2 separate regions of the Homo sapiens genome follow, and region 2 is linked to region 1. A link is a contact called in ENCODE Hi-C or POLR2A ChIA-PET data. All regions are on one chromosome and are shown on one strand. Each heading gives the region's core, a stretch centred on a gene start or an enhancer-like site at or near the end of the contact. The rest is flanking DNA. Distances are from core to core; before and after follow the strand shown.

Region 1 (3,597 bases), core at 721-3,220:
AGCCTGAGCAACAGAGGACCTGTCTCCCCAAAAAAAAAAAAAAAAAAAAAAAAAAAAAAAAAAAAAGGTATAGTGGCCTTATGTACATTCATAGCGCTGTGTAGCTATCACCATTATCCATCTAAATAACTTTTTTTTTTTTTAAAGGTCTCCTATGTTGCCTCAAACAATCCTCCCACCTTGGCCTCCGGAGGAGCTAGAGTACAGCCGCTGCCACCAAGCCCGGATTTGCTATGACACTGATATACAAGTTATAGAGTCCCTGCTTTCAACTGTTTTAGGGTATAACTTAGAAGTGGAACTGCTGGGATAATTTTTATGTTTACCCTTTTGAGAAAACACCAAATGATTTTTCACAGCTGTTGCATATTTAGCAATGCACAAAGGTTCCAATTTCTCCCCATCCTCACCAACACCTGTAATTCCTGTTTTTTTTTTTCCTGAATAGTCACCCTAATAGGTGTGTCATATCCACTTTTAAGTTTCTCCTTCCTCTGAACTTTCAACATATTTTATGTCTGATGGCATTTATTTCTCACAATACCTAGAAAAGTCCTTCATCCAGAAGGTGTTCAGTAAGTATTCCCAAGCCTCCTGAATACTAGTCCTACCATGGCACTCAAACTTTTTCTCATGTATAACCCAGCTAAAAGGACACTTAACAAGGACCAGAAAAACCACTGTTTTTCTAGTGAATGAACTAGTGTATGGTGGACTGGTTCATGGTCCACTGGCTATGTTAGGACTAATCCTGTAAATATTGCAATCAAAACCAAATTATGGTAACTTCTCAATTTCCTCCCACTGGAAAACTAAGCCCTTCCACCCTGCCCTATAACGCAAAGGTGCTTAACGTAATTTATCTGACTTTAAAATTTCAACTCGGTATTGCTACTAGCCTAAAATATATAGAGACAGTTTATAATATCTTTTTCATTTTGCTGACGCTTTACAGTTTAAGAGCTCTTTCGCATACAGTCTGATTTAATTTTACAGAGCAGAAAACCAACGTTCAGAGAGCTTTGACAACTTAAGAGATAGCCCCCAACATCAAGGCGTATTCCACTTACCGACTGTCCCTTTTTGTGCTTCCTTCTGTAGAGGACAGTCCAGTTTATCTGCCGAGGATTCCTCTTGGAAAGGAAAGCCGACTCGCATTTCGCATTAAGAAACTGGAAAACCTAGAGTGACAAATGCAAAGGAATTACTATTTAACTATACAAAGTACAAGAGGCTGAGTAAGCTTGGAATCCTTAGAAGATCAATATGCTAGTTCTGGCTTATCATTTTACAAAACTGAGGCCCACAAGGACCAAAAGGCTGTCACATAACTGGCAGGTAACTGTGTCACACTATGAAGGTCCTTGCGTTTAGTCTTTTCTCGAGAGCAGGAAATCTAGGCTCATAGCAAAGGACAGGGTGGTGCGTCCTTCTGGGAAGCATTCTGCTCTTGTCCGTCCCAGGATTCCAAAGGGTACCTCCGTACCTCAGTTATTTCCCTTACACCGGGACATCAGTTACATAAACCCCTCCTGATGTCCGACCTGGCTCACAATAAATAATCAACACTGGTTCACTTAGAGGTTTCTGGTCCTAACGACCAGTCCACAGAGCGTCCACGAAGACTTCCAGAGGCCAGTGGTGATGTGGGGAATAAACCCGCCTAAACCGAATTAAACCAGCCTTTCCTCCTCGGAGTACAAGAAGGTAGGTGAAGCCGACGCGGCTTTTTACCTTCCCGTCGGTCCTGGCGTAGCGCCTCCCGTGTCCGGGGTAGATCTTGTACCCGCTAAAACTGCACAGCTCGACCCTGCAACAAAAAGTGAAAGTCCATCAGGGAGGGTGTCTACAGCCATGCCAGGGACGACAGAGAGGAGTTCTGCCCGAGGATGTAAGCGGATTGGGAACCACGGGTCGTGCTTACTTCATGGCGACAGCTCCACGGAAAGACAAAAGATGGCGAAAAGAAAGAGAGAATCATGGGAAGAGACCTTATAAGGTCGCTGCGGGGATGGGGGCCGGAAATCTCCTCCCCAATATCCTTCGATGCTCCTGGCCCTCCTTGATGACGTAATCATCGCGAGGCGAAAGATCTCGTTTTCCCTGACAGCTGACTTCCTCTGGCGCAATTCATCCAGAGGCGCTGGAGGGTTCTCGGGCCCAGAGGGCCTGCCAAAAAGGCAGTCAGACAGTTGGTTTATGAGTCATTCTGTCTCTGTCTCTCCTCTCTTTTTTTTTTTTGAGACGGAGTTTCGCTCTTGTTGCCCAGGCTGGAGTGCAGTGGCGCAATCTCGGCTCACCGTAACCTCCGCCTCCCAGGTTCAAGCGATTCTCCTGCCTCAGCCTCCCTAGTAGCTGGGATTACAGGCATGTGCCACCACGTCCGGCTAATTTTGTATTTTTCGTAGAGACGGGGTTTCTCCATGTTGGTCAGGCTGGTCTCGAACTCCTGACCTCAGGTGGTCCGCCCTCCTCGGCCTCCCAAAGTGTTGGGATTATAGGCGGGAGCCACTGCGCCCGGCCCATTCTGCCTCTCTTACTGCCAAGTATCCTAGAGCCATCTTCCGGCTGCAGGGAATGTGAACTGAAGAGAAAGGTGTCCTCTCTTCTCATAAAGAGACCCAAAGACGAATGCCCCGCAGGTAAAACCAGTCACATTTTGCCTTCCCTGTTGGCCCATTTCCTCAACCAAACAAATTAATAGTTTCACCATTTATAAGAAAGTAATGACAACCGAACCGTTTCTCAGGCTGTGCGAATCGAACAGTGCGCGTTGGCGCTTTGCATTAATTATAATTAACATTCTTTGAGCGCTTTCTCTGTGCCGGGAATTATGCCAAAGGCTTTTTAAACATGAGCTCATTCAGTTTCCAAAATTCCTATTAAGTACCTGCCTAAGAACTACAATTCGGAGTTGCTGCCTAGTGAAGTTGAGGGGGTCGGTGGAGCCCCGCTGGGAGGCCAAGGGCTCAATCTGTTGAGCCCTTCTATGATGCTACATATTTCATCGTATGACAAGGAGTGGCCAGAGGCAATTCTTGAATTCTGTGGGAGGTTGCAGTATATGACTAGGAAACAAATGTAATGACTGAGTTCTGCTTTCTATGTATGCAACTCACCCTAAAAACGTTTTGTAAGGTAGCTGGTTGAAGATATTTGGAATGTCTAACAAGTTGGCTGACTAATGTCATGAAAACTGTACAATTGTGTTGGAGCCAGTCTTTTTTTTTTTTTTTTTTCCTTGAGACGGAGTTTCGCTCTTTCATTCAGGCTGGAGTGAAGTGGCGCGGTCTCGGCTCACTGCAACCTCCGCCCTCTGGGTTCAAACGATTGATTCTCCTGCCTCAGCCTCCCGAGTAGCTGGGATTACAGGCGCCTGCCACCACGCTCGGCTAATTTTTGTATTTTTAGTAGAGATGGGGTTTCACCATGTTGTCCAGGCTGGTCCCAAACTCTTGACCTCAGGTGATCCACTCGTTCTCCCAAAGTGCTAGGATTACAGGCGTGAGCCACCGCGCCGGGCCTGGAACCAGTCTTAAGAATGATGTTAGGTGGCCAGTCATGGCGGCTCATGCCTGTAATTACGGCACTTTGGGA
Region 2 (4,003 bases), core at 1,241-3,740, 400 kb after region 1:
AGAATCAAGTGCTGTTGCTTTCAGGAGTGATCAACTTCCATTTTTAATTGGGCTTTTCAATCTTCCCCGCCTCATTCTCCCTGGTCCCATGATCCCCTCTTGGAGTCACCTTCCAAATAAACTGGCTGTGCAGGAGTCTTTCTAATGACAGACATATGGATAATTTTTACTGTTTTTTTTTTTTTTTTTTGTGATGGGGTCTTGCTGTCACCCAGGCTGGAGTGCAATGGTGCAATCTCGGCTCACTGCAACCTCTGCCTCCTGAGTTCAAGCGATTCTCCTGCCTTAGCCTCTCAAGTAGCTGGGATTACAGGTAAGCACAACGAAGCCCGACTAATTTTTGTATTTTCAGTAGAGATGAGGGTTTTGCCATGTTGGCCAGGCTGGTCTTGAACTCCTGACTGTGGGCGATCCACCCACCTTGGTCTCCCAAAGTGCTGGGATTACAGGCATGAGCCACTGTGCCTGGCCGATTTTTACTGTTAATAAACAGAGATGCACTGAACTTCTTTTTTAAATATTATACATCAGTGCTTTTTTATTTTTAAGTATTAGATTATCAAATGAAATGTGTCATCAGATTACATTTCAAAAAGGCTATAGCAAATCACAGGCCAAGTGACAGTATGCAGGAATCCTTTTTATATACACACTACCCATCAAAGATTACTGTACAATTTTTGCCACTCTGATTTGAAAGTAGTGGTATGTCATATTGCTATATTTTCCTGTCAGATGTGATGCAAGGGGCATCTTTTCATGTTTTTGAAAATTTATTTATGTCAGCTCATGCAAAAAACCATCTGAGATTGATTAAAGACATAAATGAAAAAACATAGTGAAAATATTCAAAGAAATTTCAGAGAAAGTTTGTTTCACCATGTGTGAGGAAGACATTCTTAACTATAAATAAAGATGGATAAACTTGACTAGATTAAAATTTTGCTTTTTTTTTAAGTTCTGATTGAGCAAATGATACCATAAGCAAAGTTAAGACAAATGATGGACTGGCAAAAATATCTACAAAACATAAAATAGACATGATGAATTGATATAAAAATCAAGCTATCTTATAGAAAAGCAGGCAAAGGCCAAAAACAGAAGAAAATGTGTGGCATCTTCCTTCCTATTAGCAGTATAATTCTCCAGGTTATTTTTAGATGTACACACAAACAGAGGCCTGTAAGCTCAGGACCAATCTTTTCAAGAGAATTCGTTCAGACAGAGCTTACTTTGACTTGGGGACTACAGGTCAGCTGCTCTGGAATTCAGAGGCCACATCTCTGTAACACAATGGAAGTTACAAATAGTCTAATACATTTTGTCTACCTAGACCCAAGAATAATGTCCTTGTATTATGTGGGCTGGCATTCATACACCTAACTTCTCTTGGCCTGCATCATTTATCTGATTCTTCCCAATATATTGGATTAGGCAATTTCTAAACTTTATAAACCCTTTTATTGTGTGTGTAGTTCACCCCATCATATCAGCCACCAGGTAGAACCCCCAAGGTATCACAAGTCTGTGCAATTTATTTTGATATCTTAAAAGCATTAAAAAAATCTCATCTCACACAGAACATAAAACAGATATATTGCAATGCAGTGATGCCAGATGGGTTAACATTTATATTTCTTTTCTACTCAATGCTCCATGGTGAAAATAATAGTATTTCTTTATCCTTGTTTGTACTGTCTGAATGCCATAAATTACGGCTCTGCTCCAAAGCTGGTGCTTTATAAAGCCATAATCTGTTCACACACAAATAAAATGTCTTTCTGTATTTGGCCTTTGGACATAACTTCAGTGGGGGGAGAATTTATGAGCTATCAGATCCATGAGCTGCATCAGGTGTGCCAGAAGTTATGTTGATATGGCACATGAACTTAGATTCAAATCTAAGTTTAAGGTTTTAATGGGCCAGTTAAGTACAAACACTGGGGCCTGGTTTTCCTTCCCCATTGAACGAACCACTTTTTGCATAGGAATCTATTTATTTTAAATGTAAGTATAGAGAGGGAATAGCCTCAGAGGCAAGTGCTCACTGGGAGAGGAGAGAGGGGATCGATTCTTCTTTTGTAGTTGCTGCCGTTAAACTCCAGATGAAAAGATGCCTAGTGACATGAAGCTGTGAAAATGCCTTCAGACAATGTTTTAGAGCCTGAGATAAACAGTAATGGGACACAGCTAATTAGCTATTAAAACAATTGAATGGATTTCATTGAATTTTTACCAAATGGCAGAAACTGTTAGCTCTGAAGATTTTTTTCAGTAGCATAGGTTCAAACTTAAATGCATTAAAAACAGGTAATGCAGATTTAAAAAGACAAGTGATGCTCTCTTTACAGGATGTACTTTATGTTCAGGTCATGAGATTATATGAATTGTCCGTGGATAGTCTCATAACCCATAGTTTACAAGAATTTAGTGTATTGTGTAGTTAACGGCTGACTGCCTGTGCGGTCCAGTATTTTTATGGTCCTGAGAAAAGCATAGGTTTCTCTGTGAAGCAGTTGTGGAAAGGTTGTAAAGTGACCTCAACTGACTGCTGAGTCGTCTATTGACGTCAAGAACATTTTATAGTCTGGTGTTTGGTGTATTTTTAGACTCTAAAATCATGGCTGATATATTTAATAGCATCAGTCTTTGACTCATGGATTTATTGTTTAACTCTTACCATTTGCTTTTAACAGAGAAATAGCTATAGAATGACAAAACTCTTCCACTTTTTCAAGTGCATTTTTACCCATACAAGAGGCCATTAAGCATTCTGTTCACATGCTGTGAAAGTAAGGGGCTTTAGTACTTAATTTGGAGAGGAAATGTGATTGAGGACAAAGCGCAGGACCTGGACTCTTACTGTGCACGTGCAATTTGTTAGCTGTGTAACACTGAGGAAGAGACTTAGGATCTCTAGGCATCAATTTTCTCCTCTGTGAAATGGAGATAGTAATATCTGCATCATTTGGAATGCTATCTGTGTTAAGAAGCCTAGTCTCAGAAAACCCAGTTTCAAATGGGCTTAAGCAACGGGTAAGTTTATTATCTCATGTAATTAATTGGAAACCCAGAAATAGCGTGGGTTTCTGGTGCAGAACAATCAGTGGCTCAAATGTCATTGGTGACACAGGATATTTCCACGTCTTCCTTTGCCAGATATAGATGTCATCTCCAGCTGCTTCCCTTTGTAATTATAAGGTGGTTGCCAGTGACAATAGAGATGAATGCTTTCTAGTTCTGTCTAGCTGAAGACAGAAAGAAATTTCCAACCTTCCAGTCTGGAATATAAATCCTTCGCTTCATTGATTGGGTTAACTTAGGTCCTGTATTAACTCTTCATCCTACCCCAGACACAATCAGAGGAATTCATTGCTCCTATTGACTCATCATCTGAGAATGGAACACAGAAGTTCACAGTGTCCGTGGTGCTTTCCATAGCACTTTACAGAGTAGTTGTGAGGGCTAATTTAGACGCACAACATGTGGTACATACAGGGTATTCCGTTAATGGTAATTACTACCAATTCTATTATTATTACCACTCGGTGAGTGTTGGCTCACTCACTGGTGCATTGGGCTCCATAGTTTACCCTGTTTGACCTGAATATGGTGGTAAAGGCGACAAGCTCACAAATTTGCCTCCTATTTGAGTCACTGAATTTTGTACAGAGGAAACAATCTTTAAAAAGCCTATTTATGTCTTAGCTACAGTGCTAAGCCCCATAAGACGTCTTACACATTTTGCCCCTGTTTACAAGGAAACCCAAGCAAGAGGCCATGAACAAGTCAGGACAAACCCATCATCACTGTGGAAAAAAATTTAGGTAATTAATTTTTAAAAACTTTATAAGAAATACCACCAATTAAAGGACATAACTTTTAAAAAGTGAATTCTTAACTGATGTAAATGGGTAAATAAGTCAGTTTTGCATTTTAAGAACACATACTCCGGTGCCAACTAAGTAATGCTTCCTCCACGTGGAAGTACTACTAAACCATG

Evidence for each region. A loop is a pair of places that touch in the nucleus more often than their neighbours do. ChIA-PET counts read pairs that join two places held with the same protein, here RNA polymerase II (POLR2A). Pooled maps may share reads with other maps.
Region 2: a loop to region 1 is called in a pooled map, with 3 times the contacts of the local background. The contact joins the enhancer-like site here to the promoter of RPL24 in region 1. A Hi-C loop is called at or near these places in 1 of 168 maps with a recorded cell type or tissue (naive thymus-derived CD4-positive, alpha-beta T cell) and 6 of 50 pooled maps. POLR2A ChIA-PET finds 5 or more read pairs at or near these places in 4 of 52 experiments (OCI-LY7, PC-9, activated CD4-positive, alpha-beta T cell and 1 more).

The regions. Positions count from the first base shown.
Region 1 is chr3:101,684,748-101,688,344 of GRCh38, forward strand. RPL24 (ribosomal protein L24) reads right to left here and starts at 1,971. Exons shown (of 6, transcript NM_000986.4): 1 at 1,925-1,971; 2 at 1,735-1,810; 3 at 1,071-1,181. The coding sequence starts at 1,929. It overlaps LOC124906262 (endogenous retrovirus group K member 5 Gag polyprotein), which reads left to right. Exons shown (of 3, transcript XM_047449415.1): 2 at 148-2,642. The coding sequence starts at 2,632. RefSeq lists enhancers at 1,368-1,557, 1,548-2,747, 1,718-2,207, 2,218-2,267, 3,178-3,597 and 1 more.
Region 2 is chr3:102,087,566-102,091,568 of GRCh38, forward strand. No RefSeq gene overlaps it. Among named protein-coding and RNA genes, the nearest start is that of RDUR, 150 kb to the left of the region's middle. Within about 2 kb of position 2,491, at least 5 of the 41 ENCODE cell types and tissues checked have a DNase peak (open chromatin) inside an H3K27ac peak, as active enhancers do.